Regions from separate parts of the Homo sapiens genome. Here region 1 is linked to region 2. Evidence: read pairs that join two places in POLR2A ChIA-PET (ENCODE). Cell type or tissue: OCI-LY7. All regions are shown on one strand. Links, peaks and the distances in the headings refer to the core of each region. The heading gives the core; the rest is flanking DNA.

The links. ChIA-PET counts read pairs that join two places held together with the same protein. Peaks named below come from ENCODE experiments on the same cell type or tissue, not always from the same donor. Only the 100,000 strongest peaks of a DNase experiment are listed, where the experiment ranks them.
Region 1: POLR2A ChIA-PET joins it to region 2 with 7 read pairs; 5 of 35 experiments call an interaction of 5 or more read pairs at or near these places.

The regions. Positions count from the first base shown.
Region 1 is chr12:32,017,393-32,032,640 of GRCh38, forward strand. No RefSeq gene overlaps it. Among named protein-coding and RNA genes, the nearest start is that of RESF1, 66 kb to the left of the region's middle. RefSeq lists enhancers at 1-775, 4,315-4,988, 5,663-6,336, 7,603-7,897. In OCI-LY7, for the core only: no CTCF peak of the experiment used is centred there; DNase peaks (open chromatin) are centred at 8,679 and 10,779; H3K4me3 peaks cover 398 bases.
Region 2 is chr12:32,139,183-32,154,430 of GRCh38, forward strand. The region is part of intron 1 of BICD1 (BICD cargo adaptor 1); the gene reads left to right. Among named protein-coding and RNA genes, the nearest start is that of BICD1-AS1, 39 kb to the left of the region's middle. RefSeq lists enhancers at 764-813, 7,525-7,594. In OCI-LY7, for the core only: no CTCF peak of the experiment used is centred there; no DNase peak of the experiment used is centred there; H3K27ac peaks cover 511 bases.

The sequences.
Region 1 (15,248 bases), core at 3,704-11,703, 120 kb before region 2:
ATTATTTATTTTATTTATTTATTTATTTATTTATTTATTTATTTATTTATTTATTTTCAGACAGGGTCTCACTCTGTTTGTTGCCCAGGATGGAGTGTACTGGCTCCCTTGAGGCTCATTGCAGCCTCCACCTCCTGGATCAAAGGATCTTCCCACCTCAGCTTCCCGAGCAGCTGGGATAACAGGTACACATCACCATGCTCGGCTAATTTTTGTATTTTTTTGGAGAGACGGCATTTCATCAAGTTTCCCAGGCTAGTCTTGAACTCCTGGGCTCAAGCAATCTGCATGCCTTGGCCTCCCAAAGTGCTGGGATTACAGGCATGAGCCACCAGGCCCAGATTATTTATTTATTTATTTATTTATTTATTTATTATTTTTATTTTTTGAGACGGAGTTTTGCTCTTCTCACCCAGGCTGGAGTGCAATGACGGGGTCTCTGCTCACTGCAACCTCCGCCTCCTGAGTTCAAGCGATTCTCCTGCCTCAGCTTCCCGCGTAGCTGGGATTACAGGTGCCCACCACCACGCCCAGCTAAGTTTTGTATTTTTAGTAGAGACAGGGTTTCTCCATGTTGGCCAGGCTGGTCTTGAACTCCTGACCTTAGGTGATCTGCCTGCCTTGGCCTCCCAAAGTGCTGGGATTACAGGCGTGAGCCACCATGCCTGGCCACCAGGCTCAGTTTCTAAGAATTTTTTGTTTGTTTGTTTGTTTGTTTTGAGACAGGGTTTCACTTCTGTCATCCAGGCTGGAGTGCAGTGGCGCGATCTCGGCTCATTGCAACCTCCAGCTCTCAGGCGGCTCATTGCAACCTCCAGCTCTCAGGCTCAAGCGATTCTCCTACCTTAGCCTCCCAAGTAACTGGGACTACAGGCGCACACCACTGCACACAGCTAATTTTTGTATTTTTATTTTTATTTTATTTTATTTTATTTTATTTTATTTTATTTTTCTGAGATTGAGTCTCTCTGTGTCACCCAGGCTGGAGTGCAGCAGCGCGATCTCAGCTCACTGCAAGCTCCGCCTCCCAGGTTCATGCCATTCTCCTGCCTCAGCCTCCTGAGTAGCTGGGACTACAGGCGCCCACCACCACACCCGGCTATTTTTTTGTATTTTTAGTAGAGATGCGGTTTCACCATGTTAGCCAGGTCTCTATCTCCTGACCTCGTGATCTGCCCGCCTCGGCCTCCCAAAGTGCTGGGATTACAGGTGTGAGCCACTGTGCCCGGCCTTTTGTATTTTTAGTAAAGATGGGGTTTCGCCATGTTGGCCAGGCTGGTCTTGAACTGACCTCAAGCGATCTTCCCACCTTGGCCTCCCAAAGTACTGGGATTACAGGCATGAGCCACCATTCACAGAAGAGTGTTTAATTCAAAATATTCATTATACAAGGGAGTCATATTTTGGGGTGAAATTTCCTTTTCTCCTTCAATACAATAATTAAAAGAAGGAATACTGTTGTTACTTTTATGGTTTAGTCAATTTACATTTTCAGTGGGTTACTGTGTAATTCAATAAAATTATTAATCCTTAAAATACATTTGTTGGCCGGACGCTGTGGCTTATACCTGTAATCCCAGCACTCTGGGAGGCCGAGGCGGGTGGATCACCTGAGGTCGGGAGTTTGAGACCAGCCTGGCCAACATAAAGTGAAACCCCATCTCTACTAAAAGTAAAAAATTAGCCAGGCTCAGTGAAGTGGGCCTATAGTCCCAGCTACTCGGGAGGCTGAGGCAGAAGAATCGCTTGAACCTCCTGAAAAGCGGAGGTTGCGGTGAGCCAGGATTATGCCACTGCAATTCAGCGTGGTCCAGAGTGAGACAACGTCTCAAAAAAAAAAAAAAAAAGTCAACTGTATTAGGTATTATAAGTAATCCAGAGAGGATTTAAAGTATATAGGAGGATGTGCATAGGTTATATGCAAATACTACACCATCTTATATAAGAGATTTGAGCACTCACAGATTTTGTTATTCAAGGAGGTGCTGGAACCAATCTCCCACAGATACATAGGGAACGACGATGTTCTGGCTTTGTTATAGTTCACGCATCTATCTTCCCGTTTATTCAACTCAAAAATTATTAGACATCTTTTGTGTACCTACCTCTGTGTTAGAGCAGGGCATACAGCAGCAAATAAGATAATGTCCCTGGTTTTAGATAAGTTAAAATTTAGCAGGAAAAACAGGTATTATATTTTACAAATTAAATCTCATATTTTTAAGCATATTTTAACAAGAAAAAAATTCTCTGTGAATTCCATTGTAACGTTTTACATATAAAACTCTCCCTCTTAAGTCTCTAAACTTTTTTTTTTTTTTTTGAGACGGAGTCTCGCTCTGTTGCCCAGGCTGGAGTGCAGTGGTGCGATCTCAGCTCACCGCAACCTCCGCCCCTCCAGGTTTAAGCAATTCTCCTCCTCAGCATCTAGAGTAGCTGGGATTACAGGCGTGTGCCACCACGCCCAGCTAATTTTTTTTGTATTTTTAATAGAGACGGGGTTTCACCATCTTGGCCAGGCTCATCTTGAACTCCTGACCTCGTGATCCACCCGCCTCGGCCTCCCAAAGTGCTGGGATTACAGGCGTGAGCCACTGCGCCCGGCCTTAAGTCTCTAAATTTTTAAAAAATGCATTTAATACTAAGGTCTCAAACAGTTTTCTAGACATGTAAATCAAAAACCCGTTTAATTAATTAAGATCCTGGGGGGAAAAAAAGGTTACTTGCTGAACAAAATGAAGTTTACTTATAGGAAATAGCACTATAGGAAAGTAGACAGCATTTTTCAGGAGTTGTCCATGAATGTATCTTTTTTTTTTTGTAATTTAAAAAAATACAAAAAAGTACGTAGAATAATAAAACACACCTGCTGGAGAAATGGAACTAAAAACAAAATCTCCAATAAGTCTTTCCACAAAGATAGTAGAAAAATAATTTTATTATTGAATAAGCATTAAATCAAAATGTGATATTCACCACAGGCAATCCACTAAGAGATTACAAAACAGAATGTAATCTGTTTTGTAAAAGTCTCCCTTTTATGTAGCTAAGCAGACACAACCCTTAACATAGATGTTCTTGAGATAAGCTGCAAGTCCTAAGTAAGCTGACCTGACAGCACTATTTGTAACAAATAGTTCATTCTAAATTCACCTGGTAATTAAGGGTGACCATCTGTGGTAATTGGTAAAGTTAGCTGAAAGGGGTCCTGATTCAGACCCCAAGAAAGGGTTCTTAGCTCTCGCACAAGAAAGAATTCGGGATGAGTCCATAGGGTAAAGTGAAAGCAAGTTTATTAAGAAAGTAGGCCAGGCACAGTGGCTTACGCCTGTAACCTCACAACTTTGGGAGGCTGAGGCCAGCGGATACGAGGTCAGGAGTTCGAGGCTAGCCTGGCCAACATGGTGAAACCCTGTCTCTATTAAAATAACAAAGATTGGCCCAGCCTGGTGGTGTGTGCCTATAATCAATCCCAGCTAATTCCAGGAGGCTGAGGCAGGAGAATTGCTTGAACCCGAAAGGCAGAGGTTGCAGTGAGCCGAGATCACACCATTGCACTCCAGCCTTGGCAATAGAGTGAGACTCTGCCTCAAAACAAAACAAAACAACAAAAAAAGAAAGTAATAAAGAATGGCTACCCCATAGGCAGAGCAGTAGCATGGGCCACTCAGCCACTTAAACTTATTGTTACTTCTTGATTATCTGGTAAACCAGAAGTGGATTATTCATGAGTTTTCTGGGAAAGGGGTGGGTAATTCCCAGAACTGAGGGTTCCTCTCCTTTTTAGACCATGCTGGGTAACTTCCTGATGTTGCCATAGCATCTGTAAACTGTCATGGCGCTACTGGGGCTGTCTTTTAGCATGCTAATATATTATAATTAGTGTATAGTGAACAGTGAGGATGCCCTGAGGTCACTCTCATTGCCCTCTTGGTTTTGCTAGGTTTTAGCCGGCTTCTTTACTGCAAACTGTTTTATCAACAACCTGTTCTATGGTCTGTATCTTGTGCTGACCTCCTATCTCATCCTGTGATTTAGAATGCCTTAACCTCCTGGGAATGCATCCCAGCAGGTCTCAGCCTCATTTTACTTAGCCCCTATTCAAGATGGAGTCACTCTGGTTCATACGCCTCTGACAGTGTTACATAAAGGAAAAATAAACTTCTCCTATCTGTATGGGTTTTTTTTGTTGTTGTTTGTGTTTGGTTTTTTGTTTTGTTTTGTTTTTGTTTTTAAGACAGGGTCTCACTCTCACTCAGACTGGAGTACAGTGGCATGATTACAGCTCACTGCAGCCTTGACCTCCTGGGTTCAGGTAATCCTTCCATCTCAGCATCCCAAGTAGCTAGGACTACAGGGGCGCATCACCATGCCCAGCTAATTTTGTATTTTTCATTTTTGTACAGACGAGGTCTTGCTATGTTGCCCAGGCTAGTCTTGAACTCCTGAATGAAAGTGATCCTCCTGCTTTGGCCTCCCAAAATGCTGGGATTATAGCTGTGAGTCATTGCGCCAGGCCAACTTCTCATACCTTTGTGAGAGGAGGTAGTTTGGCAATTTGGAGCAACATTCTCACCAACGTTAGGCTCCTGCCTCCCACGGGAACTGGTGCTGTAGGAGTTATTAAGAAATTATTTTAGGTATATAGAGAAGAAAAGGGGTCCTTGGGAAGTTTTCGGGTTTTTTTGTTTGTTTGTTTTGTTTTGTTTTGAGAGGGAGTCTCGCTCTGTCGCCCAGGCTGGAGTGCAGTGGCGCTATCTCGGCTCACTGCAAGCTCTGCCTCTCGGGTTCACGCCATTCTCCTGCCTCACTCAGCCTCCCGAGTAGCTGGGACTACAGGCACCCGCCACCACACCCGGCTAATTTTTTGTTTTTGTTTTTTTTTTTTTTTTTTTTTTTAGTAGAGACGGGGTTTCACCGTGTTAGCCAGGATGGTCTCGATCTTCTGACCTCGTGATCTGCCCGCCTGGGCCTCCCAAAGTGCTGGGATTACAGGCGTGAGCCACCGCACCCAGCTGGGAAGTTTTCTTTAAAGCATCTTCGGAAAAGTTTCTTGTATAGCCCCGGCTCTTAGAGCCAGGCTGGCAACCTTTGATATGTAAATGCAAGCCATTAGAAACTAGGTCCACCCAAACATGGTGATTCCCCTGCCTTCTTGCCCTTTCCCCACAAGTTCCTGGCAACATGGCCGCCCCCATGTATTCCCACGTGTGTTAGAACATCATGGTGCCCCGCTTTTGCATATTAAAAGGCTATGGTGGGAGGGCCAGCTTTTTCGCAGATATGTGAATGACATGCCTAGTCAAACCAATCCCCTGAGCCCTATGCAATTCAGACACCGCCTCCTCCAGCCTCTGTGTACATATATCTAGCTGGTATCTGTGGCAGGTCGGGGTTCCCCTCTCTCAGCTTTGGAGCCCCCCTCCCTCTGTCTCTTTACAGGGGAGCTTGTTCCTCCTCCCTTCCTTCTTGCCTCTTCTTGCCTATTAAGCTCTCAAGCTCTCCACTCCTTAAAACCACTCCACGTGTGTCTGTGTCGTTTTATCTAAACTGGCACGAGGACCAAGAACCCTGGTGTTCCTCCACTCATCGGAGCTGTATCACTGGTAGATAGGAGCACTGCCATTTTTGATGCTTACATTTCAAAGAGATCTCAAGTCCTTGAGAAAGACATTCCTGGGTTTTACACATTTACAAGAGGCTTTTAGAAAGATTTATATACATCTGGGGCCAGGCGCGTTGGCTTATGCCTGTAATCCCAGCACTTTGGGAGGCCGAGGCGGTTGGATCACGATGTCAGGAGATGGAGACCATCTTGGCCAACATGGTGAAACCCCATCTCTACTAAAATACAAAAAATTAGCCAGATGTGGTGGCGCGTGCCTGTAATCCCAGCTACCTGGGAGGCTGAGGCAAGTGAATCACTTGAACCCCGGAGGCGGAAGTTGCAGTGAGCTGAGATAGCACCACTGTACTCCAGCCTGGGCAACAGAGCAAGACTCCATCTCAAAAAAAAGAAAAGAAAAGAAAAGAAAGATTTATATACATCTCACAGGGGCAGAGAGAATTTACAATGACAAATCCTCTAAAGAAAATGCTTTAAGAAAAGGGAAAGAATAGTCTTTTCCCTAATTTTTTCTTTTTGCTTTTGTTTGTTTGTTTAGAGACGGGGTTTTGCTATTGTAAACCAAAAGGTATCTGAGACAGGTCTTAATCAGCTTAGTTTATTTTGCCAAGGTTAAGGATGTGCCTGTGACACAGCTTCAGGAGGTCCTAACGACATGTGCCCAAGGTGGTCGGTGTGCAACTTGCTTGTATACATTTTAGGGAGACATGAGACATTAATCAATATGTGTAAGATGTGCATTGGTTCGTTCTGGTAACGCGGGATAACTTGAGGCAAGGGCTTCCAGGTCCCACATAGGTAAGAGACAAAAGGTTGCATTCTTTTAAATCCTTGATCATCTTTCCACTGAATACACAATTTAGGCTGGCTCAGTGAATCTGCATTTTTACATAAACAATAGGGCAGGGGAAGCAATCAGATATGCATTTGTCTCAGGTGAGCCTCCTCAGAGGGATGACTGAGTTCTGTCTGTCCCTTGTCCACAAGGAATTTCCTTCTGGGCAAATTGTGAGGGAGGTATGTAGCTTTTTTTTGAGACGGAGTCTTGCTTATTCGCCAGGCTGAAGTGCAGTGGCGCCATCTCGGCTCACTGCAATCTCCGCATACCAGGTTCAAGCGATTCTCCTGCCTCAGCCTCCTGAATAACTGGGATTACAGTCACGCACCACCACGCCCAGCTAATTTTTATATTTTTAGTGGAGACAGGGTTTCACCATGTTGGCCAGGATGGTCTCGATCTCTTGACCTCATGATCTACTCGCCTTGGCTTTCCAAAGTGCTGGAATTACTGGCTTGAGCCACCACGCCCAGCGGTGTGTAGCTTTTTATCTTTTTTTTTTTTGAGATGGAGCCTTGCTCTGTTGCCCAGGCTGGAGTGCAGTATGCGATCTCAGCACTTTGGGGCGGGGGCAAGATGAACAGATCGCTTGAGTTCAAGAGTTCAAGACCAGCCTGGGCAACATGTCTAAACCCCATCTCCACAAAAAAATATAAAAATTAGCTGGGCGTAGTGGTACCCGCCTGTAGTCCCAGCTACTCAGGAGGCTGAGGTGGGAGGATCAGTTGAGCCAGGGAGGCAGAGGTTGCAATGAGCTGAGATTGCATCACTGCACTCCAGCCTGTGTGACAGAGTGAGACCCTGTCTCAAAAAAAAAAAAAAACTTAAAATCTTTTTTTTAATTCTCTCAATTTCAATCTCACTTACTTCTTCTTTCAAAGCCACCACTGTCTGAACCTGGTGCCCTTCCTTCTGATTATAGTTTTCGTTGTTGTTACTGTGTTTTGTTTACTTTTACAATTTTGGAATATGAAAATATCTTTCTTTTGTAACGACAAATATGGAATACAAACATTACAACTTCTTTTTTTGCCCATCCTGGATTAAAAAGGAAATAATAGATGAAATGCCTTGCAAAGAGGACAAAATATTTTGGGGTCTAAAATGTGCTTTGCCCAGGATCTTGCCTTGTAATGATAATGACTCTCCCTTAGTGATCCAAACAAAGGAATGTGGTCAACTGTATGAACAAGGTTCAGTGAAGTCCTGAGTCACATGACAATCTGTCCTCCCCAAGCCTCTGTGCTTCAGAAGCTGGAAAGTCGTTCTACCCTTGGGCACAGGGTACATGTGCAGTAGCAATAAATAGCACCAGGAGGAATAGGAGCAACAAGTGTTACTGGTAGAGGGTCTTGACTACGAGTTGTCCAGGTCCTTGGCATTTTGAACAAAGAATTGAACAAAACGTACGAAGTAGCAGAGAAATGAAATGCAGGAATGAAGCAACGAGAGCAGGAATTCATTAAAGCGAGAAAGCACTTCACAGGGTGGGAGTGGGCCTGAGCAAGCAGCTCAAGGGTGCAGTTACAAAGCTTTCTGGGCTTTAAGTACCTCATTTGAGGTTCTTATCTAGATGAAGGATTTGGTCTGTGGCAAATTAAAGACTGAGGTGAACTGGCGCCCTGTGCAGATAAAGGGATGGTCCCTGCTTCGCCAGGGCCAATCCAAGGCACTCTCCTTTTCCATCCCAGCACTTTGGGAGCCTGAGGCAGGTGATCACTTGAGCTCAGGAGTTCAAGACCAGCCTGGCTAACATGGTGAAAACCTGTCTCTACTGGTGCTCTCGCCATTATTCCATCTGCTATGAGCCCCTTTCTGCATAAAGTAAAGTTTGCCTTGCTAAGAGAATTAAATTTATGTTTGAATGTTATTTCTTTGTAGCACTGGGGAACAAGCATTCTATTTCTAAATAAACATTTTTACATATAAGAAATGGTGGTCCGTACAGGGATACATTTTCCTCTGGGGTGGTCTCTAGTCCTCTCATGAGGGGGTCTCCCACTGCCTCATTGTGGTGGCCTCAGGGGTAGTAAGAAATTGAGACCCATCTGGTGTGATGAATAGACCCGGACTCTCAACAAGGCAGAAGAAACTGGCCAGCAATCTGGAGTAAATGATCCTCACATATGATGTGGACCAGGCGACCTCATGCATGAGCCAAGAAAGGAAACAAACCAGAGGAGCCGTACACCAGCACCTGCCTGGAAACCACATCCTCATCAAAAGATAGAAAGAAGAAAAACTCGAGGCAGCCTAAGAACCCTACCTTGTGCTGCTAACCACCGAGACTGCCGTTCGCACAGCAGAAAAGGATAGACACATCATACCCAAGTCAAAAAAGCGTCATCACCATCAAAGTTATAGGTCATTGTTCCAGGGTCAAGCCCTACCAAGTTAAAGCTAAGAAAACTTTATCTATCTTTTCTTTCCTTTAACTACTCCCCATCTTATTAATGTAACTAAATCTAACTCACCTCAAATTATTACTTTTAATGCCTGTTCAGTTATCACTCCTCTCATACCAAATGACAAAACCAAAGTCTTTGTAGTAAAAGTAAAAAAATCTAAAGCAAACCACAGCAATTAAAACAAGATATCAAGATGTAAATGACTAGCTAAAATACATTAAATATTCTGTCCGCACTCTAAATAAAAGCAATTGTTATGCTTGTGCACACAGTAGGCTAGAAGTCCAAGTTATCCCCTTTCCACTCAGATAGTCCTCTAATCGACAAGGCATGGACTGCATGGTAGCTCCTTTTCTTCTTTTGTCTTTTTTTCTTTTTTTTATCTGAGACGGAGTCTCGCTCTGTCGCCCAGGCTGGAGTGCAGTGGCGCAATCTCGGCTTACTACAAGCTCCACCTCCCGGGTTCAAGCCATTCTCCTGCCTCAGCCTCCCAAGTAGCTGGGACTACAAGCGCACGCTGCCAAGCCCGGCTAACTTTTTTTTTTTTTTTTTTTTTGTATTTTTAGTAGAGACGGGGTTTTACCCTGTTAGCCAGGATGGTCTCGATCTCCATCTCCTGACCTCGTGATCCGCCCGTCTCGGCCTCCCAAAGTGCTGGGATATAGGCGTGAGCCACTGCACCCGGCCGGTATCAAAATCCTGCAGCCTAAGATAGTAAAGTGTGCCAAACTCTCTCTACTATTTCCTAAAGTGCAGTACCCTGAGGGTCAGCCCCCCGAGGGCCATTCAGCCTCCATCTTCCAAGACCAATTTTACCTCGTGTCTCCAACGATAAAAGGAAAATTTAGCGTACTTTGAAGACTTAACATGATACAGCGAGGTCAGGCACTTCCAAAAGCTAACCCATCAGTCCACCCTTATTCATCCCCAAGCGGATGCATAGTAATACTGTAAAAAACCTTTACTAGACACTCTACCAAATAATTAGAGCAGCACTTATGCTCTAGTTCAATTAGCTATCCCTTTTACCCTGGCATTTCATCAATCAGAAAAAGAGAAATTACGACATAAGCAAATAAAAGAAGCCTCAAAAGAAGCAGCCCCTTACAGCTATTTTGATTCCCATGTCTATTCAGATGCAATTAGAGGTCCTCACAGAGTACCAAATAAATTTAAAACCAGAGATCAAATAGCTGCAAGGTTTAAGTCAATGTTGTTTTAGTGAGTAGCAATTAATAAAAATGTAGATTAAATAAACTGCATTTATTACTACCAGCAGCAATTTATTAACTATACCAAAGATGCTGTTAAAGAAATAGCTGAACAATTAAAACCCACAAGTCAAATGGCCTGAGAAAATAAGATAACTTTAAATATAATATTAACAAAGAAAGGTAGTGTTTATATTATAATCAAAACTCAGTGTTGCACCTTTATTCCAAACAACACTGCTCCCAATGGGAGCATAACAAGGACCCTCCAAGGACTTACTGCCTTATTAAATAAGTTAGCAAAAAATTCCAGCATTAACAACTCTATTTCAAATTAGCTCGAGAAATAGTTCAGCCAACAGAAAGAGACCATGGCCTCAGTCCTTACTTCTCTAGCAACTGTAATAAGTATACTTCTCCTTATTAGATGTCATGTTATGTTATACCATACATTTAAAAGCTAATCAAAACAACTAAGCCAAGACATATTTAAAAAAAAAAGTTTGAAGAAGAAAACTATAAAAACAAGACAAGGAAATTGTAGAAAGTAAAAAGTTCCTCTTCAAAGTTTCCCTTCTTGTTCAAGAATAAATCATAAGTGTTAGAAATAGTAGTTTCTTTTAAAGACTAACTGTATGCTAGACATGCGCACAGGCCTGTCCCGGCTCGCAGCCTATGCCCCTTCCTTATTTAAGAATGTTATTACCTTTCTAAGTCCTTTCGTAAGTAACTTCCTCTTTTCCTTTGTCTTTCTATTGCCTTTGCCTATTTAGAAAAGTTTTAAACTGTTAGCTAATCAGGTTTTAGTTTAGATTGTGAGGTCTGGCTTTAGCCAATGGAGACAGGACACAGTAGCAGGGACAAACTGCGTAAAGGATAAAAATTACTTCCCTCCATTGTTCAGGTGTGCTCTTGCCATTATTCCATCTGTGGTGAATACTTGACTTTCTGCAAAAAGTAAAGATTGCCATGCTAAGAGAATTAAATTTATGTTCGAGTGCTATTTCTTCGTAGCACCAAGGAACAAGCATTCTATTTCTAAGTAAACATTTTTTACATATAACCAACAAACAAACAAAAACCTGTCTCTACTAAAAATACAAAAAAATTAGCAGGACGTGGTGGTGCACACCTGTAATCCCAGCTACTCAGGAGGCTGAGGCAGGAGAATCATTTGAACCCGGGAGGCCGGAGGTTGCAGTAAGCCAAGATTGTGCCACTGCACTCCAGCCTGGGTGACAGAGTGAGACTTCGTCTAAAAAAAAAAAAAAAAACAGATAAAAATGTGTTATTTGTAAATTAGCTGGGTGCAGTGGTGTGGGCCTGTAATCCCAGCTACTCATGGGGCTGAGGTGGGAGAATCTCTTGAGCCAAGGAGGCGGAGGTTGCAGTGAGCCCACATCACGCCACTTCACTCCAGCCTGGGTGATGGGAGTAAAACCCGGTCTTAAAAATAAGTAGGCCAGGCTCTGTGGCTCATGCCTGCAATCCCAGCACTTTGGGAGGCCGAAGTGGGTGGATCATTTGAGGTCAGGAGTTTGAGACCAGCCTGGACAACACGGTGAAACCCTGTCTCTACTAAAAAAAATACAAAAATTAGCTGGGCATGGTGGCGAGCACCTGTAATCCCAGCTACTTGGGAGGCTTAGGCAAGAGAATTGCTTGAGCCTGAGAGGCAGAGGTCGTGGTGAGCTGTGATAGCACCACTGCACTCCAGTCTGGGTGAGAGAGTGAGAGACCCTGTAGGAAAGAAAAGAAGGAGGGAAGGAGGGAAGGAGGGAAGGAAGGAAGGAGGGAGGGAGGGAAAGAAGAAAAGAAAGAAAGAGAGAGCGGGAGGGAGGCAGGGAGGAAGGGAGGGAGGAAGGAAGGAAGGGAAGGGAAAGGAAAGAAAGGAAGGGAAAGGAAGAAAGGAAAAGGAAAGAGAAAGAAAAAGAAAGAAGAAAGAGAGAAAGAAAGGAAGGAAGAAAGAGAAGAAAGGAAGAAAGGAAGAAAGGAAAGAAAGAGGGAGAAAGGAAGGAAAGGAAAGGAAAGAAAGGAAGACAGGAAAGGAAGAAAGGAAAAGGAAAGAAAGAAAGCAAAAGAAAGAAAGAAGAAAGGAAGAAAGGAAAGAAAGAGGGAGGAAGGAAGGAAAGGAAAGAAAGGAAGAAAGGAAAGGAAGAAAGAGAAAGAAAGAAGAAAAGAAAGGGAAGAAAGGAAGGAAAGAAAGAGGCCCTGTGCACAGCCTCACACCTGTAATCCTAGCACTTTGGGAGGTCGAGGTGGGTGGATCACTTGAGGTCAGGAATTTGAGAACAGCCTGGCCAACATGGTGACACCCCATCTCTACTAAATATATATATATATAAAAAATTTAGCTGGGCATGGTGATAGATGCCTGTAATTTCAGCTACTTGGGAGGCTGAGGCAGGAGAATCGCTTGAACCCAGGAGGGAGAGGTTGCTGTGAGCCAAGATAACACCACCACACTGCAGCCTGGGCTACAGAGTGAAACTCTGTCTCAAAAATAAATAAATAAAAATAAATTAATTAATAATTGTATTTATTGCTGCTATTTTTGAAGTTAATTAAAGGTATTTTAAGCTGGGTGTGGTGGTTCACACCTGTAATCCCAGCACTTTGGGAGGCCAAGGTGGGTAGATTTCTTGAGGCCAGGAGTTCAAGACCAGCCTGGGCAACATCGTGAGCCCTCATCTCTACTAAAGATAAAATAATTATCCGGGTGTGGTGTCATGAGCTTGTAGTCCTAACTGCTCAAGAGGCTGAGGTGGGAGGATCCCTTGTGCCTAGGAGGTGGAAGTTGCAGTGAGTCGTAATCTCACCACTGCACTCCAGCCTGGGTGACAGAGCCAGACCCTGTCTCAAAAGAAATAAATAGGCCGAGTGGGGTGGCTCACGCCTATAATCCCAGCACTTTAGGAGGCCAAGGCAAGTGGATCACATGAGGTCAGGAGTTCGAGACCGGCGTGGGCAGCATGCTGAAACCCCGTCTCTACTAAAAAAAAAATGCAAAAATTAGATGGGCGTGGTGGCACACGTCTGTAATCCCAGCGACTTGGGAGGCTGAGGCAGGAGAATCGCTTGAACCCCGGAGGCGGAGGTTGCAGTGAGCCGAGATTGTGCCATTGTGCTCCAGCCTGGGCAACCAGAGCAAAGCTCTGTCTCAAAAACAAACAAACATTTGCTTTTTTGTTTTTAATATTACTATTTTACTAATGGTACAATACTCCCCCATTTACCACAAGTGATAGATTTTCTGTCAGGTTTTCTTCCATTCCATGTAAAGCCATTTGTCTCCTCCATCAAATTATTTTACTGCTAATTCTGCCTTTAGTCATCTGCATTGTAATCTTTTACCTCTAGTTTTGTATGAATTCAACAGCCTTAAATAACTGCACGGAGTGATGCAACTTATTTATGATTAGAAAATGCTTGTTAATGAACCACATGCAGTCATTTTTGAAATTGTAAATGGCATTAACAATTTTTCTTCTTTTCTTTTTTTTACTTCTTTTTAAAATAACTTGGGTACTCTCTTTTCCTTATTCTTGCCAAGCATATATATTAGTGAAAACCTATGCGGGAAGTGGCAATTTGGTCTCCTCTTCCTCCTGTAGTTGTTAGTTATTTGAATAAGGTGATTTGAGTTATTTCTAATTCTGGCTGTATTCTCTTGGGTTCCCACAGACACACACCCTGAGAAAGGATTTGAAAGCAAGTATTAATAATTCACTGGGAGGTGATCTCAGGAAACACTGGTGGAGGACTGGCGACGTGAGATAAGGATGGAAGGGAAAAGCAGTTAAGAAAAGGGTGAGCTATCAATCCAGCTGCCACTGTGAGCAACTGTAGCTGCATCTTGCTGCAGAACCCTGGGACTCAGTGTAGAGAGCATGACCCAGACTTACCCACAGGATGAGTGAGGGAGCTGGTTATGAACTGCTGGGGGAGTGTTACAGTTCAGGCTGCCAGAGCAAACCTTGTCATGGAAATCAGCCGGGCATACACTACAGAGTCAGAAGTAGGGATGGAGGCACTGAAGATGGCAGGCACAAACACAGTGCAAAATTTTCATCATCAACTCTATGTTTTATATACTTTGAAAGATTTAGATAACTGGCATCAACTTATTTATCAGAGAAGAGTTGAAGAGTGAGACCATTTAGGAGGCTTGAGATAGTCCAGGTAGCAGCTTAGACTTGATTGTATGGAAATAAAGACCACCTACAGGAGAACAAATAAAGGCTATCTAATCAGAGCTTGCTATATAGCAAGAGAGAGAGCCACCATCATGTGCATTTGGTAAAAAGTCAAAGTCAAGCAGAGGACTGCGAAAACTTGATAGTGGAAAAAGCAAAAAGTTTCAGGTCTACCCTGATTGGACGCTGTCGACCTGGAGAAGCTGTAGGCAGCTAACTAGAAGAGGCGCATCCTATGGGATTGGTTAGGGGTGCATATTTGGCTTTCTCCTGTGGGTCCTAAATTGGAAGCTGGGACAGAAATGAGAGAAGCTGGCAGTTACTTGAGACAGGGTCTCACTCTGTTACCCTGGCTGGAGTTGCAGTGGCACGATCATGGCTCACTGTATCCTCAGCCTCCCAGGCTCATGCAGTCCTCCCACCTCAACCTCCCAAGTTGCTGGGACTACAGGCATTTGCCACCAAGCCTGGCTAATTTTATTTTTAATTTTTTGTAGAGATGAGATCTCACTGTGTTGCCCAGGCTGGTCTCAAACTCCTGGGGTCAAGAAATCCTCCTGCCTCAGCCTCCTAAAGTGCTGGGGTTATAGTCATGAGTCCCGTGACAGGCAAAGCTGGCAGCTATCAGGGCATACTTGAAACCTTCTCTTTTTCCACTATAAAAATTTCCCACTCCTCTGCCTGCCTTTGAGTCTTTGCCAAAACACAAGTGACTGTGACTGACGCTCTTGCTGTAGCAGGCTCTGGATAAATAGCCTTTGATTGTTCTCTTTCGGTTGGTCTTTGTTTATGTCCATAGATCAAACCATTTTTACTTGCATCTTCTTGCTCCTGTCATATACTTGTTTTGTGCCAGCCGTATGAAACTTCTCACTTTCCTTCAAATCAGCTTGCCAGTCCCTAGAATGTGCAAGCTGCTCATGTTGCTCATGTTGTATGTGTCCTGTATCTAGAAAACCCTTTTACTGC
Region 2 (15,248 bases), core at 3,265-11,264:
GTGGCTGCTGTGGTGACTGCTTTAGAAACTTTCAGTTCCCTTTGCTGTGAAACAGGTTTCAGTGCATCGTCCCTGTGTATAAGGTCAGGTTTCTTACATGGACTCACTCTGTTTCTGTAAATTTGTCTGAGAATTTTCAAGGCAGTGCTTTCATGGCCTCTCCTCTAATTTTGTGTGTGTGTGTTTGTGTGTGTCTGTGTGTGATGATGAAAAAGTCAAAAGCCCTAAAATTAAATCAGAGTTTAATCCATGTCCCTAAACTAGATAAGCTGCTTTAGACCTTTTCCTTATCCCTTACACGTCGCTCAGTAAATACTTGCTGATTGACTTTCAAATTCAGATTACTTTTACGCTAGCATACGGTGGGCACAAAGGGTTTTTTTGTTTATTTGTTTGTTTGAGACGGAGTCTCGCTCTGTCGCCAGGCTGGAGCGCAGTGGTGCAATCTCGGCTCACTGCAACCTCCTCTTCCTGGGTTCGAGCGATTCCTCGTGCCTTAGCCTCCCAAGTAGCTGGGACTACAGACAAGCGCCACCACGCCCAGCTGATTTTTGTATTTTTAGTAAAGACGGGGTTTCACCATGTTGGCCAGGATGCTCAAACCCCTGACCTCGCGATCCGCCCGCCTCGGCCTCCCAAAGCGCTGAGATTACAGGCGTGAGCCACCGCTCCTGGCCTGGGCACAGAGTTAAAAAAAAAATACTGGTAACAGAAAACTTGTTGGCGTGTTTCAGTTTTCAGAGTCTTCTATAAGGTCTTATACCAGCCGAGAAGCAGCAGAACCATCTGTCCGTGTACCGAGGACGGATCTCAGCAGCTCTCTGTTCAGTGGCTCCTGCCTTTGTAGTGGATTCCCTTGCTGTGCTGTAATTAAGTCAGCCGGCAGGAGTTCCTGTTTTGAGGGGGCCTCTCCCGGCTGGAGAAGTACCACTGCCTTTGTGTTACCTGCCATGTTATTGTGGAGTGGATAATTTTTTTTTCCTGCATGGGTCTTGGTTTAACAGCAGGATCCTCTGGGCTTCTTCCAAGAAGCACCACATTTCCCTGAAAATAAATGGCAGATGAATTATTTCTTGAGATTATGAAAATCTGTTAGATGAAAGCTTGCCTTTTTCTCATGTTCAAAACAATGCTAAATGCTTATAATTATACTCCCAATGAATTACTTCTTTCACTGGCTTCCTTTGCTCTGGCAAAGGTGGATTTTTTTTCCATGGCAGAGAAATTTTATAAAAAATGTAATATTTTAGAAAATGCCTAAATGTCAAGAATACAACATCTTGTTTGTTGTTGTTGTTGTTGTTTTGTTTGTTTTTTGATACGGAGTCTCGCTCTGTCGCCCAGGCTGGAGTGCAGTGGCGCAATCTCAGCTCAATGCAACCCCGCCTCCCGGGTTCAAGCAATTCGCTGCCTCAGCCTCCCGAGTAGCCTCCATTGAAGGAAGTGCCATAGTGTGGGAGGATCTTTTTATTTTCTACGCGCACCGTATTTGATTCTGTGTTTACAGGAACTGTGTCTGTAGACAAAAAGCAAAATGTTGGGGTTTAGTTTCTTCAGGTGAATAAAATGTTACTTGCATCTCCTCATTGTCACAGTGTTCGTATTACATACTTCGTGTGTGTAGTTTTGGCATTTAAGGAAACAGAGCTAAAAAAAAAACAAAGGACAATAACTGCATCAACAACATGTTATACACCAGAGGAAATGCGGCGACTTAGGTTCTGTGATGGGAAACCCGGATTTTTTTGTTGTACTTGAAATCTTCCGTAGAACGTACGTGTTTGCATGACCCAGAAAGGAAAACACATTGGAGGACTTTGTACTAGTTCCATTCTAATTCTGTAAAATTCTCACAAATTCAGGCATCTGTTAACCCTTCGAGGGCATATAAGTTCAGAGCCATGTTTTCTGTTTTGTGTCTTTCCCTTTGGCGGAGTGGTTACCTTTTCTGAGCCCTTGGCTTGCTTTCTGTGAACATAAGGCGCTCCATCTGCCGCTTTAAAGTGAAGATTTATAATTCAAACAAGACAGCGTTTCGATGTTGCACTCCTGTCTTATTAGATATCAACTTAAAGTTAAGAAAATGGAATTATTCAAGGCCTTGTTATCTAGTTTATAGCTTATTCAGAATTTATATTTCTGATTTTTTTTTGTCCTGATGACTGCCTGTGACTAATTTGTGTTTTTGTTATTAAGCTAAGATTGTATGAAAAATATGGCAAAAACAAAATTCTATATTTCTAATGCCCCATGAGAAATCTGATTTAGAGGCCCTTCCTTTGGACACACTTTTTGTTTTGTTTTGTTTTTGAGCGGAGTCTTGCTCTGTCGCCCAGGCTGGAGTGCAGTGGTGCAATCTCGGCTCACTGCACCCTCCACCTCCTGGGTTCAAGCGATTCTCCTGCCTCAGCCTCCCGAGTAGCTCGGAGTACAGGCGCCCGCCACTACGCCCAGCTAATTTTTCTATTTTTAGTAGAGGTGGGGTTTCACCATGTTGGCCAGGCTGGTCTCAAACCCCTAACCTTAAATGATCCATCCGCCTCAGCCTCCCAAAGTGCTGGGATTACAGGCGTGAGCCACCGCGCCTGGCCTGGACACCCATTTTGAATAGCACTTACCACAGATTCCCGAAGCCAGTGGTTTTCTAGCCTTTTTATTCGCCGTTCGTTGTAAGCTTCTTGAGTCTTGGTGATTCTTGTTTCATTTGTTTTTGTTTCTCCCCAGAGCCTAGCACATAGTAGGTGACGAACAAATGTTCATCGAATGTATGGGCTCAACCATAGTCTATTTTTTTCAAAAAGGTATAAATCTTATCAATGTTTTACATTTTGCTGAACAAAACAGGAGAGAGCGGATTCTTTTCAAATAGGAAAAATTAGGGAGGGAAAAGAGGGATTGACTGAAACTCTATTGAAGTATGTCAACATAAAAGTTTATTGACAGCCTGGCGTGATGGCTCAGGCCTGTAATCCCAGCACTTTAGGAGGCCAAGGTGGGCGGGTCACTAGAGGTCAGGAGTTCGAGACCAGCCTGGCCAACATGGTGAAACCCCGTCTCTATTAAAAATACAAAAATTAGCCAGGTGTGGTGGCAGGCGCCTGTACTCTGAGCTACTGGGGAGGCTGAGACAGGAGAATCGCTTGAACCTGGGAGGCAGAGGTTGCAGTGAGCTGAGATCGTGTCACCACACTTCCAGCCTGGGCAAAAGAGTGAGACTCTGTCTAAAAAAAAAAAAAAAAAAAAAAAAAACAAAAAACCCCACCTATCTATCCTATCTATCTATCTATCTATCTATCTATCTATCTATTGGTCTATCTATCTAGATAAAAATAGCAGTCAACTAATTTTTCAAATTAAAAATGCTTTATTGTTATTTATAGCATGATTGTTTTTCTATAAAAAAGGCATATTACAACAGCCTTCGCTTCACATCTGACTCTTGCAGCATTCTTATAAAGAGATCTCACACCATATTTGAGGGCTTCATTAGTTTTCTAAGCCTTAAAAAAATTTCATCATTAAGATTATTCTCTCATGAAGCACCCAAAATATAGACAGCTTTTCTTATTTTCTTTTCTTCAATTGTTGACAGTCTAATGCTGCCAGATCTTTATCTGTCAGGGACTTTTGATGTTGTTGGAGCCATCTCTTGTGGACTTTATGAAATCTTGCATGCAGCACAATTTGAAACTTCATTGTGCATTCAATTTGCATTGCCTTTGCTGTGTTCACAGTGGCACTCCATGAGGCTTAACTATGGAGATCCTGGTGCTACAAGCCGTTAAATAGTTCTCTCTTCTCAACCTATTCCCCTATCCTGCTTTTCTTTTCTTCATAGCACTTATTACCTCCTGATTATATTTTTTGTTTGCCTTTTGTCTATCACCTGTCATTCTTTTACCAGACCATCTAGTCTCATATGTCTATATAACCTTTCTGAAAAACATCCTGTGGGAAATATACCATATATACAGAAAAAGTGCACAAACATGAATATACAGTTTAACAAATAATATAAACCTGCTATTCATGTAGCCACCACCCAGATGAAGGAAATAGAATATCATAAGCACCGCACAATCTCCATTTGTGCCCTTCTCCATCGTAGCTTTCTCTGTCCCAGACAACCATTGTCCACAACTTGTTGTAATAATTTACTTAATTTTCTTTTATAGTTTTATCACACATAATTTAGTTTTTGTCTGCTTTTTGAACTTTACATGAATGGAATAATATTGCATATATTATTTAATGCTTTTTCTTTCATTTAACATTTTTTTTTGTGTGTGTGTGAGATTCTCCAGGTTGTTGTACACAGTGCTAGTTATTTCATTTTGTTATGGTATAGTATCCCATTGTATGATTGTACCACAGTTTATCCATTTTTTAGTTGATGGGTTTTGACTTGCTTTCATTGTTTGGGCTATTATGAATAGTGCTGCTCTGCACCTGTTGTACATATAGCCTGGTGAACATGTTTGCGAATTTCTATGAGCGTGATCACGGTGGTGTAGAATTGCCAATCTTCAACCTGCCTGTATTTTCCAAAGCGATCATACCAATTTATTTACCTTCCAGCAGTGTATGAGAATTCTCTATTCTCACCATCATTGGATATTGTCAGATTTTAACATTTGGCTCAACTGATGGGTGTATAATGGTATCCTATGGTACTTATAATTTGCATTATCCCTAGTTACTAATAAGCTTGAGCAATTTTTCATATTTTTATTTCGATTTCCTAATTTATGAAATGCCTGTTTAAGTCTTCAGCCATTTCAAATGTTACCTGTCTTTTCAAAATGATCTATAGGAGTTCTTTGTATAATATATATTCTGGCCCCTAGTCCTTTATTCTTTGTATGTGTTGCAAATATCTTCATCTCTGCAGTTTACTCTTTTTGTGGTGTCCTTTGATAAAATTCTCAATTTGGTGAATGTAATTGAATTTATTAATTTTTCTCTTTGTTATGTATTTTTGTGTCTTTAAGAAATTTTTCCCTATGTAGGGAAGAAGGACAAAAATTGTCTTTCATAATTAGTTCTTTAACCCTTCATAACTTTGAGTATATAAATTATTGTGACCATCTTTGAATCTACAGTAGTTGAATTGCATATATAGAGGCTTGAGTTCTTAAATTATTCTTTCCAGGGTGAATATTAGCATATCACAATAGGACAGTAGGGACAGTGGCTTTTTCGCTAATGAAATCTAAGATTTTTCCTTTTCTGCTCATGAAAAATGTTTCTGCTTAAATTGTAATGAGTGTACAAGAGGCATAAATCCACAGTGGGTACAAATGTCAAAGATTATGGTTTAAACCAGCAAAATATGTCTTCTTAGATATACGAAACATTTTGTCAAATAGCCCCTGGCATCATCTGGGCTAAATGAAGAATCACCAGGACATGTGATACAGTGAAACTATTCCACTTATAGTAACAGCACTTAGTAATTGCTTTCATTAATCCAGGCAGGTTAATATTCTATCTACTTGCATAACAATGTCAAAAAATCTATTATCTACTGAAACCTTTTATATAGCAAGTTAAGCTCCTATTTCTTTCATAAAGATTGAGATTCAAATATTAATCCAAACTACTCAGAATCACTTTCTCTTCCTCACTTTTCTGATACCCCCACTGGAGAGTGACTGATCAGTGCATTATCTGTCACCTCAGAGCTCAGAGTGCCCCTCTTTTCTATTCAAATACAAAGCCATTCATTTACTTTGATGGACAAATAGCCGTGGCATTAGTATGGGTAGGGGCAAGTGCTGTTGTCTCTTATCTAGGAAGGAGTTGGTTCTTTTCTGATGGTTGAATAATATACTTAGGTATAGAAAGAGACCTGAGTGTCTTGAAAGCAACATTCTTTCATTTTTGTCAATGTTTTAATCAGCACCCCTGTGCATATATTATCTTTGCATATTTCAGCACTTTGTATTAGACTTCTACATGTTGTGGTCTTTGCTTCTGATAAGGGACAGAATAAATAGGAAGAAAGAATAAAAAAGCCATAATGTTAAGTACATCCATTCCATGCCCATAGCCATACATCACAGAAGTCACAGGGAAGGCTCTGTGACACGAGATAATGATGTGGATGTGACAGAACATGGTAGAGGAAAAGGCCACAGACAGGTGCAGAGTAGGAAGAATGAAAGAATTCATTGTGGCTGTCAAAATCCTATGTTTGTGTTCCCAAATCCTATTTCTTTTTTCTTTTGACTTGTGATGTATTGACTGTCAATTAGTTATCAGGTACTATGTTCAGCCCAGTTATTGCACAAGAGATCCTGAAAATCTTTAAGTAGCTCCTGGACTTGGAAGAGGGAAGGAAGGAGGAGACACTAAAATAATTACAATATGTTACTATTATACATGACAATATGCAGAATGCATTTGGAACATAGCCAATAACTTTACACAGAGATAGCAGTTTTTGAGCTGAATTTTAGAGGACCAAGTTGATAGAATTTGATGATCAGATGAGGGGTTAGGGAGAGGAAGTCTTTCAGTTTATTTTAAGGCTGGAGTGAATATTATTTTTGTAAATGCAGGATTTTAAGGAAAAGGACAAAATGCCAGAAGACAGCAGATTTCTATTTTCTGTATATTTGTACATCATGACAATACATTTATAGATACACTAATTCTTGTACATAAATAATTCATATAATGTTTGTCTTTATCAGTCTGAATTGTCAGCTTTGGTCATAGGGAATTGGAACCAAGTGTTTACTGAGCATCTACTATATGTGAGGCACTATATTAGGTGCTGGGCATGCAGTGATGAGCAAAACAGGGATGGGTCCAGCTCTTATAGAACTTAGAGTTGAGTGGGAAAAACAGAATTAATCAAATTTCCATATTTATAATTAGAAATGACATATACATATGAACAAAGGCTCTCTCAGAACCCAATTATTCTTCCCTTTCACTCTTCTTCCTAATCATACTACCAGCGTTAAGTTGACAGTTATTTATCAGGCATATTTAGCAGCCAGCCTTACAGTTTTCTCTTGCACACTGTTAACAATTACTGTCACATGGTCACTGTTACATGTTAGCCAATAGTGCCTCACATTCACTGTGGCTTCCAAAGCTTGGGCTTGGGGAAGCAGGTGGATGGTGATATCATGAGCTCAGATAGAGATCATGGGAGAAGAGATTTGAGATGTTTTAAAAAAGTGTTTTGAGCAGATGAAGTTAAAGAGTTAAAGGGAACTATGGTCAAGTGGAGGTGCTGGTAGGCAGGTGGAAATATACTTCTGAATCTCAGGATGACTAATGAAAAGCAAGAAAATGAACAACAAGGGACTATTAATGTGTGTTATGCTGTGCTTATGCATTTTGTCTGGTTTCAAATCATTGTATTTAAGTAGTTCTTAAAGTCACAGGAGTGAATGAGATTAAGTAGAGGAAGAAGGAAAAGAGGTACAGATGGAGACCTAGGGAGTGCCAGGCCTCAGAGCAGACAGAGGAAGGGCACGCAGTGACAGAGCCCACGAAGTGTGGCCAGAGAGCAGTGATGAGGAGGATTACCGAGTGGCTCATGGAAACCAGCGTGGAAGCTTTCTTATTTCTTCTTCTCCTTCTGCTTCTCTTTCTCCCTTCCTCCTTTCCTCCCTCCCTCCCTCCCTCCCTCCCTTCCTTCCTTCCTTCTCCTCCTCCTTCTCCTTCCTCTTCTTCTTCCTCCTCCTCCTCTTCTTCTTCTTTCTCTTCTTCTTCCTTCTTCCTCCTTCCTCCTCCTTCTTCTTCCTTTTTCTTTTTTGAGACAGTCTTGCTCTGTCACCCAGGCTGGAATGTAGTGGTATGATCATAGCTCACTGCAGCCTCGACCTCCCCAGGCTTAGGTGATCCTCTCACCTTAGCCTCCCGAGGAGCTAAGACCATAGGTGTGAGCCACCATGCCCAGCTAATGTTTTAATTTTTGTAGACATGGGACCTCCCTATGTTGCCCAGGCTAATCTTGAACTCAAGTGATCCTCCTGCCTCAGCTTCCCAAAGTGCTGGGATTACATATATGAGCCACTGTGCCCGGCTGTGGGAAGCTTTCAAGAACAAGAGAGACCAATGTTGCCAGACAGGCCAAGTAATATTAGGACTGGAAAGCAGCTAGATTGAGAGACTCACAGGAACAAGAACAGAGAATTCTGAATTCTAAAATCCACAACGCTCATTTCACTGAAAGGTCGTTCAGGTGGCGGTGGTGGATTTTTTTCCCTTAGCCGTCATTTTGGATATTTGATTAATTATCGACCATTATATTTCCTTCTTCTTGTTAGTTACGATTTACTAAGAAGAATTTTTATGCTATTTTAAAGTTAAATGATCTGTGATTGTAAAATCATTCATTATTTACCTCAACTGCTCACTTAATTTTTTAAAAACATCTTCAAGGCTCCTTCAGAGTTTTTATGTTGATAATTTTAAAAAATCTTTTTCAAGTTTTCTAGAAACATGAATAAGTACACAATAATTTAGTTAATGTGGGCAGTAAATACACAGTTGTGATAGTGAAATGTCTTCTATGAACTAGAAAATAAGAAAATAGACACTTAAAGTTCAGAGTAGAGAAGGAAACTCAAAGAGACAGAATGGTTCCAGGGCAGCCTAACTGTACAGTACCCTTAAGAAAAGTATTCGTATCTATATCTCTACTGCAGTAGGCCAAGTGCTGTGGCACACGCCTAAAATTGTAGCACTTTGGGAGGCTGAAGTGGGAGGACTGCTTGAGCCTAGGTGTTTGAGGCCAGCCCTAGCAATATAGGGAGACCCCCCATCTCTACAAAAAATAAGAAAAATTAGTCAGATGTGGTGGTGCACACCTGTGGTCCCAGCTGCTTGGGAGGCTGAGGTGGGAGGATCACTTGAGTCTGGGAGGTTGAGGCTACAGTGAGCCGTGATGACACCATCACACTCTAGCCTGGGTGACAGAGCGAGACTCCGTCTCCAAAAAAAAAAGAATCTGAGAAGCAGATACTGGCCATATTCACTGAGGTGCTAAGCAGGGGTGGGCACCCTGCCTGGCTCTGTAGTGGTCATTTCTGACAGGCCTGTGTTGTGGAGACAGACACACTAGGTTTTCAGAGTCTGATGCAGTTACATTCGAATTAGGCAAATCTCATACTGATTCTGATTCCATGTTCCCCGCAACAGGCACCCGGTAAACTGGCTTTCTGGAGAGTCTGCCTTTGAGCAGAGAATGTGATTTTCCCACTGTCCTTCTCTGACCTCTCGGCAGTTATACAATTCTTATTGTAAAATAAAGCTCTATTCTGGTTTTGTGCATCAGTCTCCTGTGGGTTTAATTCACATGCAAGAGCGTCCTCGAGCCTGAATGAGCCTGGAATGGAATACAGTTTCCCAGCCCATGAATCATGACCTGAATCATGTCAAATTCACCAAGTTATGCTCCCTTTTAAGGTCACTTGGCAGACAGGCAGGTAGGAACTTTCCTGGTGAACCCTCCCTGTATGACCATGCAGCTTTCCACTGGGAACTTTTACAGGTTGCTGCTATTTTTATAAAAATGATAGACTGTAATGTTGCCGGGGACAGTGGCTCATGCCTGTAATCCCAGCAGTTTAGGAGGCTGAGGTGGGAGAAACACTTGAGGTCAGGAGTTTCAGACCAGCCTAGGCAACATGGTGAAACCCTGTCTCTACTAAAAATACAAAAATTAGCTGGACATGGTGGTGCACACCTGTATTCCCAGCTCCTCAGGAGGATAAGGCACGAGAATCACTTGAACCCGGGAGGTAGAGGTTACAGTGAGCCGAGATCACGTCACTGTACTCCACCCTGGGTGACGAAGTGAGGCTCTGTCTCCAAAAAAAAAAAAGAGTTCTGTAATTGTAAAAATGTGACATAGGCATTCTCTAATGTGCAATGAATAGTCATTTTTAAGCATTTCATACATTGTTCCTGTACTGCACTGGGTCTCCTTGTGCTGAACTGCATGGGATAGGCCATTTCCATACAATCTCATCCTCTGAATAAGGAACCATGATGCTCCTAAAGACATACTAAATATAGATCTTGGGTAATATTGGAGTCAGTGCTGGTCATCAATGATTTTCTCTGTGATGATAGAGGGGGTCCACTATGAATGATAGCATTAATTTTGCTGTATGTTCTTGCATCATTGGTACATAATAATTCATAGACTTCATAAGTTATTAATATACAAGTTACAGAATTTAATAATGTAACCCACCTTTGATATGTTTTCATATACATTATGGGGAAACCATATTTTTTTGAAGTCAAGAAATGTATATTGCTTCATGTTGCAAAATTTGTATGCTATGTCAAAGAAGCATTGCCAGAAAATGATCTGAAATGTAGAACAATAAAGTTACATTATAGATGTCTTAGGTGAACCAAGAGAAAAATTAGTGTCAGAGTTAAAAAGATGCAAGTCAGGAATTAAGGCAAAACATTGACCCTATCTGACTTAGGAGAATTCTGGTCATGTGATCTTAAGAAGAGAGAGTAACTGACAGTTCTGGAGACTGGGAAGTCCAAATCAAGGCATCAGCAGATTCAGTGTCTGGTGGGAGCTTGCTGTCTGCTTCACAGATGGTGCCTTCTTATGGCATCCTCACATGGTGAAAGGGAACAAACAGCCTCCCTCAAGCCTTTTTTGTAAGGGCACTAATCCCATTCATGAAGGCAGAGCACCTACTTGTAATACTATCGTATTCGTTCGTTCTCATGCTGCTAATAAAGACATACCCACGACTGGGTAATTTATTTAATGGACTTGCAGTTCCAGGTGGCTGCGGAGGCCTCACAGTCATGGCAGAAGGTGAAGGAAGACCAAAGGTACATCTTACATGGCAGCAGGCAAGAGGGTGTGTGCAGGAGAACTCCCCTTTATAAAACCATCAGATCTCATGAGACTTACTCACTATCATGAGAATGGCATGGGAAAGACCTGTCCCCATGATTCAATTACCTTCCACCGGGTCCCTCCTACAACACATGGGAATTATGGGAGCTACAATTCAAGATGAGATTTGGGTGGGGACACAGCCAAACTGTATCAACTATCATACCTCTTAATACTATCACATTGGATTTTAGGTTCCAACATACAAATTTTGGGAGGACATGAACATCTGGACAGTAGCAATGCTAGTCCATTATTCTGGTCTGTCTGAAGGTTTTATCTAGGCAGGGAAAAGCGTATGTTTTTTCCTTGACCTTGAAAATTTAGCTTGGGCTTTCTTTGTACAAACATGAAGATCCTAGGAGAAGCCCAATCAATTTTAGAGAGACAAGTGGATGAAGATAGGGATTAAAAGAATTGTGCTTGACTGAGCAGAGAGACTGATGATCTGAAAGGACACCAGGTAAAATGTTTCTTTTTAGCTTTACAAATGCACTGCTTGTTAACATCTATGAATTCATGTACTTGCTTTTCCATGCTATAGACGGGTAACTTCCAGGGCTGCTGTGTGGCACAAGTTTGGGGAGTAGGGATGGAAATGGTACCCTTAAAGTTATGCAGTGCAGACCTGCACAACCTGACACAGGGGCCTTGGGTCAGTCCATGTCGGTGAGTGTATGATACTCTGATATCTTAAAAAAAAATAACATAAGAATCTGTAGGCTCTTGTTCAAAGATATTGCAGAGACAAGAACCCCTTCCACAGGTAAAGAAGGCACGTGAGACTCATGGCAAATTCATTGACTCTTCTGTCCGAGCATTTTCTTGTCATTTTCATTATAGCCCTTCCTTGTAATCTTAACATCAATGGTACCCTGCTTCTTAGCAATTTTGATAAATCTTTGTATTTCAGCAAATACTTGAAAAAAATGTAGGATCCACTGGCTTATATCTTCTGTGTAGGCATCAAAACAGATGGTGGTGGGGTTGTTGGGAAGATGGTAGCAGACAGGGTTGCTTAAAAATATAAGACTTCCTTGATGTCCAAGAATACTGAGATTTATATGATTAGAAATTTCTATACAAAGCTGGAAACAGTGGAGCATGTTCCCACATAGAAGCACAGGTTCCCAGCTCCCCCAGAGGCCCTCATACAGAGCTGCAGCTGCCTGTGATGGAGCCTGCACAGATTCTTCCAGTAGACAGTCACTTTCCTTCTTTCTTGGCAGTCTTGTGCCCTGACAGCCCTTCTGATGGCTCTGGAGCCTCTGGCTGCCTGCCTTCCTACTCACCAGGTGCAACTTGTTAATTACTTGCATGCAATATGATCACTGGATTATGGTACAGCTTTGGCTAAATCACTTACATTTTTCATTCTTATTAATTTGGAGACATGCACGTGCCAACCCAAGTACAATAAATGGCACACTGTTTATTGCAAGCACTAAATAGATACATCGAAGGTTATGTTCTCAGGCATCCCTAGCTTATAAGTGTACATTATGTTGATTTGATATTGGGTGATGACCAAACACAGTTGGTCAAATCCTCCCTCTGGGAGTTGGAGAGACATAGAAGGAAAGGAACAGAAATGCCAGTGGTGATAACAGGGACAGCAGAAGGAAGAGGAGCAGGGACTGAAAGCCACTGAGTCAGAGTACACTGAGGCATATGAGCAATACCTGAGTGGAATCTGTGGTTGCAGGGCATCCCTACCTCTGCCTGCACATCTGCTTCTTTCTTCCCTACCCCCAGTTTCCCTTTTTCTCCTTCCCTGTGGCCATAGTGGAAGATGGAGGCTTCACAGTTCCTGAGACTAGATGTCTTCAGTTCAAGCAGTCAGCAGAGACTTGTTTTTTTGTTGTTGTTGTTTTTTGTTTTTGTTTTTTGAGACAGAGTCTCGCTGTGTCTCCCAGGCTGGAGTGTAGTGGCGCGTTCTCAGCTCACTGCAACCTCTGCCTCCCGGGTTCACGTGATTCTCCTGCCTCAGACTCCTGAGTAGCTGGGACTACAGGCACACGCTACCATGCCTGGCCAATTTTTGTATTTTTAGTAGAGATGGGGTTTCGCCATGTTGCCCAGGCTGGTCTTGAACTCCTGACCTCAGGTGATCCACCTGCCTTGGCCTCCCAAAGTGCTGGGATTACAGGCAGAGACTAGTTTTTTTTAACTTTTTTTTTTTTTTAACAGTCTTGCTCTGTCACATAGGCTGGTGTGCCATGGCATGATCATAGCTCACTTTAACCTTGAACTCCTGGGCTCAAGTGATCCTCCCGTCTTAGCCTCCCAAGTACCTAGGGCTACAGGTGCATGCCACCATGCTCAGCTAATTTTCTTGCCATGATGCTGAGGCTAGTCTTGAACTCCTGGCCTCAAGTGATCCTCCTGCCTCAGCTTCCCAAAGTGTTGGGATTACAGGCGTGAGCCAATGCACCTGGCTGAGGCTGGTATTTTCAAATTTCAATTCTAGCTGTCAGGGAGAGAGAAATTGATTGGCCCACCAGGGACCAGGTGTTTGCTTCTGGTCCATTCTTCTATAACCAGGGAGACATTTATATATATAAACTTGGCTGCTGAGGCCCAACCCTCAAAACATAGAGATTTGAGCAACATTAGAATAAATTCTTTTATTTATGGAATTATTTCTATAGGCATATGTCATAACCTTTTATTTTCTTTTTAAGAAATCAAGTCTACTTAATATGATAATAATATAGTCAAAGAAGTACACAGCCACGTATGGCTGGATTTGATTTCTTATCCAATAGCTGGATCTGAGAAAAGGTTGTTCAGTTACATTCCAGAAGCTTCAGTAGCAAAACTGCTCTTTTTTCCCCCAACTTTTACTTTATATTCAGAGGGTACATGTGCAGGTTTTTTACTGAGGTATATCGTGTCATGCTGAGGTTTTGGGTATGAATGGTCCCATCACCCAGACACTGAGCATAGTATACAGTAGTTTTTCAACCCTTGCTCTCCTCTCTCCCTCTCACCTCTAGGCATCCCTAGTGCCTAGTATTGCCATCTTTATGTCCATAAGTACCTGATGTGTAGCTCTCATTTGTAAGTGAGAACATACGGTATTTGTTTTTCTTTTCCTGCATTTCTTTGCTTAGAATAATGGCCTCCAGCTGCATCTATGTTGCTGCAAAGGACATGATTTTGATTTTTTATGGCTGCATAGAATTCCATGGTGTTTATATACCACATTTTCTTTATCCAAGCCACTGTTGATGGGAACCTAAATTGATTCTGTGTCTTTGCTATTGTGAATAGTGCTGCGATAAACATGTGAGTGCCCTTGTCTTTTTGGTATTAATAGAGTGGTTTGTTTTCTTACGGATATATACCTGAAACTATTCTTGTTAAGTGAGTCAACAAGGCCCACCTGGCAGAAGAGGAAACCCAAGAACATTAAATCAGTTAAGATGGAGGCCAAGGCGGGTGGATCACTGGAGCTCACGAATTCAAGACCAGCTTGGGCAACATGGCGAAAGTTCATCTCTACAAAAAATACAAAACTAGCCAGGCATGATGGCGTGCACCTGTAGTCACAGCTACTCAGGAGGCTGAGGTGGGAGGCTGGCTTGGGTCTGGGAGGCAGAGGTTGCAGTGAGCCAAGATTGTGCCTCTGCACTCCAGCCTGGGTGATAGAGCCAGACTTTGTATATATATGTGTGTGTACATATATATATATGTGTGTGTGTGTGTGTATATATGTAATACATATATATTACATATCTAATATATATAATATATATGTAATAAACATCATGTATATATGATGTTTATTAGCCCTCCAATGCTTGAAATCAGGGGTTGGAATCAAGGCTAACCAACTCTGGTCTGGTCACCATCACTGAATGCTTGCGGTAGCCATGTGAACATTGTTTATTGTCGTATACTCCTGGGAGAGTCCCAGGGATGAGCTTTTATAAAGTTGCAGACGGGAAAGGGACTCTCACTTTGGAGAGAATTAAGCATGTCACCCAGTTGCCTAACAAGTTATTGCTGTGCAGGCAAAAAACAGACAAAAGACTCACCCAACTCTAAGATTTTTTTGATGGACTTCTCTAAGTTCATTATGATAAAGTTAATATTATGATTTTTCCAGTTCTCAATATTTTGGGTCTAACCCTTTTTTTATTACTTTATGTATATGTTCTGGGCTCCGTAGACTCTCTGGAGTGACAAGAAAATCTTGAAAAATAAAAGGCGAGGTCTATTGGAGAGCTGTTCGTGGATGATTCTGATACGTGCTCTTGGTTAAGAATCACTGCTCTGGTTTTCTTCCCAGTGCCTCTTACCCACCACTGTTAGATCAGTTCTTTAAACACCACTTAAA